Regions from separate parts of the Homo sapiens genome. Here region 2 is linked to region 1. Evidence: chromatin contacts called from ENCODE Hi-C or POLR2A ChIA-PET data. All regions are on one chromosome and are shown on one strand. The core of a region is the stretch at or near the end of the contact, and the rest is flanking DNA. Distances in the headings are between cores, read along the strand shown.

What was found. Hi-C counts contacts between places; a loop is a spot of excess contacts on that map. ChIA-PET counts read pairs that join two places held with the same protein, here RNA polymerase II (POLR2A). Pooled maps may share reads with other maps.
Region 2: a loop to region 1 is called in a map of A673, with 2.1 times the contacts of the local background. The contact joins two enhancer-like sites. A Hi-C loop is called at or near these places in 1 of 168 maps with a recorded cell type or tissue (A673) and 4 of 50 pooled maps. POLR2A ChIA-PET finds 5 or more read pairs at or near these places in 1 of 52 experiments (PC-9).

Annotation. Positions count from the first base shown.
Region 1 is chr1:59,520,105-59,523,961 of GRCh38, reverse strand. All of the region lies in intron 7 of FGGY (FGGY carbohydrate kinase domain containing), which reads right to left. Among named protein-coding and RNA genes, the nearest start is that of MIR4711, 210 kb to the left of the region's middle. Within about 2 kb of position 2,406, at least 12 of the 41 ENCODE cell types and tissues checked have a DNase peak (open chromatin) inside an H3K27ac peak, as active enhancers do.
Region 2 is chr1:59,757,072-59,760,897 of GRCh38, reverse strand. It overlaps FGGY (FGGY carbohydrate kinase domain containing), which reads right to left. Exons shown (of 16, transcript NM_018291.5): 15 at 2,906-2,967. Among named protein-coding and RNA genes, the nearest start is that of MIR4711, 26 kb to the right of the region's middle. Within about 2 kb of position 1,302, at least 15 of the 41 ENCODE cell types and tissues checked have a DNase peak (open chromatin) inside an H3K27ac peak, as active enhancers do.

The DNA.
Region 1 (3,857 bases), core at 1,157-3,656:
GGGGACAGGGCTCCCACCTGTTCTGGCCCCAGCCAGCTCTGCAGAGTGCATTCCTCTACTGCAGCCAGCATCTTCGCAGTGGCTGCTCCAGATGGGTCACTGCTGCCATCAGTGTCAGATGACTTCCAAGGGCAAAGAGACAGCTGATGGAACCAGTAGTGTGTTTTTAACTATCTTACTGTGTTTACCTCAAGCATTTAAATTTTTACCATCTTCAGAGAGCCAAACTCTTACATCAGAGTCATAGTACAAAGCACAGATACAGATTAGAGGTATGGAAAGGTGGGCTGGGGGGACTGCTGTTGAATGATATAACTGGAGACTAGTATGATTTTTCTATATTCAAAGAAATTTTCCTTCTTAGTTTCCCCAGATATCTATACTAGCTACAGAGTGTACTGAGGCAATGCTCAAGATGCCCATATGGAAAATTTTTAAAATTATTTCTCTTTGCTCTTTACAATGACTGATATGAATGCACAGCTAAGAGAAAACTGAAAACAAGGAAATGAACCAGGCCTGTGGAGAGATAATAAGGAAGAAGCCAGCAGTTTAGATGTGAGGCTGCCGCCTTGGGGCAATAACTAGAGATGTGTATTTTCCCACCATCAGCTGCTGATGTGCAAGACCCAAAGTAAACATTAGTGCTTAGAAACAGTATATGGATGTGAAGCACTATCTGTTGAGTTTTTGTGCCATGAAAAACAGTGGACCTGATCCTACTCTTGCAGCCAGTGACGCAAGTGCAATCTTAGACTCTGGGCCCCCAAACACACACTTTTCTAGCAGTCCGTACCTTTTGAACTTGGAGTAGGAAGTCCTCCTAACAGGTGCTTGGCAGTGTCAGAACCAGTGGCTGGATTACTGTGTGTTTTTTTGTTTTTGTTCCCCAGTTCAGCAAAGGAAAATAACAGCTCAGCTAATTTTCTCGGCCATATACTAATACAGGAGAGAATAAGTGAAACCTTCTGTTTAAAAATGGCCCCAGAATACCAGATACAGTTCTGTAGTAGATGAGATGATCAGAGCTTGTTTAAAATGAGAGGCTCTGGGCACAGAATAAGACACCTTGCTCCATTTACTAGGTACTACTTTTCCATTGTTTGATGCAAGGGTTGCACTAAAGCTGATGTGAAGACAGAGGCACACAAATAAGGGTTTGAGTCTTGGATCCAGTCTTCCTGGTCCTGTAACCTTAGGCAAATCCCTTCACCTCCTCGAAGGTCAGTTTTCCCAACCATTCGTGGGAGGTAAAAATACCTTCCCTATTCCAAGGGTAGTTTAAAAACAGCAAGTCACTACAAAAAGATTAAGATTAATCTTTGAGATTGAGATTGTAAGCATTAATTAACAAATTTAGTAAACAAAATTAACGTCAACATTAATATTGTTTATCTCTCCACCACACAACCCCAATAGCTACGCATCCCATTCCTACCCTGATCTAATAAGCCTGGCCTTATTCCCCATGATTGATGGAACCCAGACTCCTGTGCTGCTTTAAATACACTTTATTAGAGTCACTTCTCCACCCTGGGCCTCAACTTTCTCATCCATAAAATAGATCTACAAACGTCCAGAAGGATATTAAGCAGAAGCTCTATCTTCCACTATAGATACAAATATGCATTGGTGTAAGTATGGGCTAACGTAAGTAAAGGCACAAACATACCTACACACAAATAGATTCACTAGCCAGGTCAACACGGGAGAGCTCATAGGCTCTGCAATCGGTGGGTCCAGGAACCCAACTTTATAATTTATTAAAATGTAACCTTTGGCAGGTTCTTAAACCTTCATCCTTGTATGTTAAAGTCCAAAAATAATTGTAGCTCACAGTGTGGTTGTGAGCTCACAATAGTGAATAGTCAAGTACCTAGCAAAACACTTGGCACAGCATAGGTATTCAACGATTGGTAGGTGAAATAAAAATAACTGCTTTGAGCTCTTTGGAAGGAACTCGAATAGCAGGTGTTTTTATTATTTCCAGCTCTGGAGGAGATTCTTTGGAGCTTTTTGTAGATTGTGACAACAAAACAAAGAGATTTACTCAAGTGTGGCTCAGGAAAACTAAATTACCTATTTAATAACCACCAGTGAAGCTGCCTGTGGCCATTAAATGGGATATAAGGTATAAAATGGAATAACAAATCAGGAGTCATTCCCTTTTCCTAATCTGGAGACAGTGTAGTACAATGGGGCGGGGACCCTGGCTGATGAACTAGGTCACTCAGATTCTAAATTTGACTCTGAAAGTAATATGCTGGGGTAACTTTGGATGATTCACCATTGTCTGGGCCTCAGTTTTCTCATCTGCAAATTGAAGAATTTGGTATACAGAATCTTTGAGCAGCCTTTTAGTTCTAAAGCCTATGATTACTCATTATCCAAACAGGAGTGTATGTATTAAACTCAAAATATTATGGTTTCATGGCAGGTTCACAGCCATATACACTGACGTGTGGCACAAGATTTAAAAACTGGGGACACATGGGGAGCTGGCAATAGCACCAGGCCCTGGATTCTCTCGGTTTTCTTCCACAGAGTCAAAGTCTGGTCTCTCAGCTAAGGCCAGCCTTCTGCAGTCCAGAGAATCACAGCACTCCAAGAAAGCCTTGGAGCCTGGGAACAGGAAACTCAGTTATCCTTCCCCCCACGTATGCTCTCTGCCCCTCCCTCCATCACATGAGCTGTTGCCACGGCTCATGAACTGCCGAGGTCTCAGGCAGTAGTGGGTCGCATTAAACCGAACCTCAACTTAAAACAATAAACTTGCAATCCCATGAATACGTTCTTCCTCTGCCCTCTGTGATTCACATCCAGGAACTCCCAGAGTTGTCCTTGCTCTATCTGCTCAGGGACTGGCACGGTTTTCTCCTTCCAGATTCCACGGCATGACTTTATCTGCATTTCTAATCCCCCCCCACCCCCAATTTCTTGCAGACCGTCTGCCTCTTTGGATCCATATTCTCTCTCATTTTGGACAAGCTCCCTCCTGCCCCCAGCTTTTGGCCAGCGCCTGGCCTGGCTCCTGCGCAGCACGGTTCTGCTCTGGTCTGATCTGCCTACTTGGCAGAAACACATCAATACTGCTTCTGACCCCAGTGTCCTCAGTGCCAACTCATCCCCCCAGGCTGTCTCCTCTGGGTACCAGGTGACATTTTCCACACTTAGAACAAGATTCCAGGCATCCTCAGCAGGGTAGGGCATGGGAATCTATATTTTCTTAAAGTCTCCCTCACCTATATTTACCAATTCTTATTCTGGATTTTTCAAAACCCTCTTATATTTATTATCTTAATTACTAATAATAGTAATTAAATAATTACATTGATTTAGTGAAGACCAGCTATGTGGATTTCATGCTGGATGATGGGCATACAAACGTGAACATGATTTGGTGAAAAAACTGAAATAGTTGTAAAGTATTTCACAGATACAGCATAGAGAGTGATTGGTGCTTTTCTAAGAATGGATTAAATTTGGAGATGTTTCCACAAAGTAACATTTAGACTGAGTGCTGATGGATGAGTAACAAAGGAAAGGAGGTGGAATGTGCATGATGTGCTGAAAGACGGCCAAGTTGTCCCGTGTGGCTTGACTCTGAAATAGATGAGCTAGAAACCATCCTGTCCTCCCTACTCCTCAGGCTTCACTTCTATTATTTTCTTAATCTCACAACTACTTTTACTGAAGAGTCAATTTCACAAAACACATTTCAACAAAGTACTAATGTATCAGCAAAACCCTTATTGTGGGCTGCTTTTTGGCTTCTATAGAAATAAGCTGAATTGATGAAGAGAAATAATATCACTGGAGGTGTTCCAGGAGAGAATAGGGTTTCTCACCTTCAGTGC
Region 2 (3,826 bases), core at 53-2,552, 240 kb before region 1:
TCTGTGACAATATAACGGTAAGGAATTCTTTCACTACATGAGATAGATTTCTTGACTTTAGAATCTCAAAATATCTAGAAGGGAGCTAAGGTGAGCACCCCTTCACACACACTTGATTTACAATGTTAATACTGACAACTTTGCCACAACTTTGTGCACTGGCCTTATTCTTTACATAGGTGGAATCATGCAGTATTTGTCTTTTTGTGGTTATCTTATTTCACTTAGAATAATATCCTCAAGGTTCACTGATGTGTGGCATGTCAGAAATTGCTTCTTTCTAAGGCTGAATAATACTCCATTGTATGCACATATCATTCTTCATTTATATGTTCATCTACTAATGAACACTTAGGTTGCTCTCATGATTTTCGCTATCATGAATAATGTTGCTGTGAACATGAATGTAGAAATATCTCTTCCATACCCTACTTTCAGTTCTTTTGGGTATATACTCAGAAATACAATTCCTGAATCACATGTTAATTCTATTCTTAATTTCTTGAAGAATGGCCATAGTGTTTTCTGCAGCAGCGATACTATGTTACATTCTCACCAACTATGCACAGAGCTTCCAATTTCTCCACATCCTTGCCAACATTTGTTGTTTTCTGTTTTAAAATAGTAGCATCCTAATGTGTGAGGTGGTACCTCACGGTAGTTTTGATTTTCCTAATAGTGCTGTTGAATACCCTATCACGTGCTTACTGGTCATTTATAAATCTTCTTTGGGGAAATATTCATTCAAGTCCTTTGCCCACTTTTGAATTGGGTTGTTTTTGCTTTTTTGTTGTTGTTGAGTTTTAGGAGTTCTTTATACATTTATATATTCTGGATATCAATCCCTTACTGGATGTATGATAAGCAAATGTTTTCTCCCATTCTGTGAGTTGCCTTTTTACTCTGTTGATAGTGTCTTTCAATGCACCAAATTTCTCAAAGCACATTTAAGTGACTCTTCCAGAGCCACATATAAATTTGGACTGAACATAATAATGCAATTTGGGGTCATCCTAAACATTTATTATTAAACTATAGTCACTAAATTACACTCTCCGTGACTGTGAATTTTAAAATCAGCTGAATCCCCTCTCTTCAAAATGTGCCTCAACTCAGTCCCTGCTTCTGTGTGGCAGAGGCCTAAGTAAATGTCGTCCCACATCGTTAACAGTGTGATCTATTAGGCAATGAGATGAGGTTGGCTCAGAAGGAAACTGGCTTCTCCTGTCTCCTTGCAAATCTCTGGGTTGCCTGCAGATGGTGCTAAAGCACCGTGTGTGCCGCCTCCTTCGCAGAGAACAGCTGCCAGCTGCCAGCTCCCAGCAAGCAGCGGAGGACTCTCTGAACACGTGGGGTTTACGGAAAAAACTTAAAAACTTCCCTGAAAAGTCTTGGGAGGGTCAGGGAAGAGATGGAGAAAGACAATCTTTCTAATTTCACAAAAAGAGGGATGCTCCAGCTGCCTCCAGGGAACAGAAACAGGGACAGCAGCCCATAGCTCCTACTGCCAGTGGGAACTCAGATCTCTCCACCTTCCTGCATGGAGCTCCCCTACGCAATGCCTGTACCTTCCACCCTGGCCTTTAGAGAAGGGTTTATATTCGGAGGGTTAGCAGCCTGACTCTATGTGGAGTTAAAGGAAATGAAAAGAAAGTGGATTGCTTTTCCATGAACATTTCCAATTCTGTTAAATACTGATCCTGCTTCAGTGGGATCTGCACATTTGCCTGTTCATCATGTTAAGTGGAATTTGCTTTTAGGTCTTAACCTCGAATACTTCCCTAAAATTATAAAAGCACTTCCACAACAGCCCCTTCATCTTCAAAATCACTACCAGCAAATTAATAGAGGTCTTTTACATCTCTAGCCTGGATTCTTGAAAAAGCCTTTTATCTGGACCCTCTATTTCTACCCTGAGCCCCCTGTACTGGATCCTTTAAGAGGGATTTTTCTGATCTGCATCTGACCAGATCTCACCACTGCTTAGAATTCAGCATCTCTGTTCTGCCTATAGGATGAGGTTGGAGGTCTTCAGCATGGCCTCCAAGGTATTTATGAGCTGACCTCCCCCTACCCAATTCTATCCTTCCCTAGTCCCACTTCCTGCCATTCCCCATCTCATACTTTGTGTTTCTGGATTATGAGTTGTTTATAGTAACCTGAATGTACTATGCTGCTCCCACTTTTATAACTGTACATGTTATTCCTTCTACTATGAATGTTCTTTCTTGCCTTGGCCTGTCTACCAATTTCTTACAAGAGCTTAAAGTTAGCTTGGACATAACCTCCTCCCAAAAGCATTCTCTCATCTCTACAGGCTCCCATCTCTTTCTTCCTTGGGCAACTTTGTCACCTGGCAATACTTCAATTGTGGAACTTATCCCGTTGTTCTAAAATAATCTTATGTGCCTAAATTAAATTGTGTTTTATTCCCCTGTAACACCTGCCTGGAGCCCAGCATAATGCCTTGAATATAGCAGGAATTCAGTAAACTAATATTTTGTTGAATTGGGATTAAAATACTGACCAATGTCATTTTTTAGCCTTTGATGCCAAGTGATACAAAGAGTAAAAGAATGAGCAGATTCTACTGGGTCCTTTGATGGAGATATAAGAGATCCCTACTTTAGAACAGAGAAGAGCAGATTTGCTGCCAATTACCTGGGAAAAAGAACATTGGTCTGAGAGTTCAGAAGCTTACATTCACCCCCAGCTCTGGCCCTACATAGTTCTGCAGCCTTAGGTAAGTGAAGGTGACATTACCTCCCTGGAACTTAGTTTTCTTAACCACAAATTAAAGGACTGGATTAGTTGACCACCTGAGTTTATTCCAGATCTATAGTTGCATGTGTGTGTGTATGTGCTCACTTCCTTAGCACTGTACATATAAAAAATACACACTTACTTTTTATCCTGTAGTCTCGGGAACACAACTTTCCCAACTTTGCTCATTTTTGCCATTGCTTCCTATTAAATGGAAAACAACATAGACAGCTGAGTTGGAAAGCGAAATCCAAAGCGAGGCTTGTCACAGGCAAAACATTCTAATTTGAATTTGCTTCCCTTTAAGATATTTGGTTAGTCCTCTTTTTTTTCAACTTACTTTTCTTTGGTAATAAGAATAAAACACAAAAATAGGAATAAAACACAGTGAACATTTAAAGTTTCAATTATGACCACACCTCCTGGGCTTAATAAATACTTGTGTATTGAGGCCTCTGGGGCATAAACAACCCAAAAGGCAAAGCAGTTCTGTGACTGCCTCCAGGGGTAAGTGGGAAGAATTATTTCCCCTCCTCACTATCTGGACACAGGGCAGAAGCAGGGAACATAACCAGCCGCTGAGTACATTGTCTACTTCCCTAAAGATAGCAATCACGGAATGGAACTCACTTCGCACCTGTACTTGAGGATAAAATATTTAAGACCTCTCCAATTCAACTTCAGCTCTTTTTCCAGCAATCTCTGAAGTTGTGAGTACATACTGAGACCTCCGGGCTGAGTCTAAGTGACTTGAGTTCTGGAATGTGACTTCAGGACATTCTTTTCTTTACAATGGGGCACTCAGGCAGATGACATGTTACAGCATCTGGGTAGACATGGTATGGTAGGTGCAGCATCAAGATTAACCATGGATTGTTTTGGCTCCCATATGAGCAGAAGGGTTAGGTTTTTTTAAGCAGTCTCCTAAGGCTGTTAAGGCCATGAGAAAGTAAACTTTGGAGTCCAACAGACCTGGCCAGGGAAGATTGCAAGCAACAGCACGACAAAGCTCTACAGCATAGGCTCAGTCTTAGGAACGGCTATTGAATTCCTATTGCTAAGG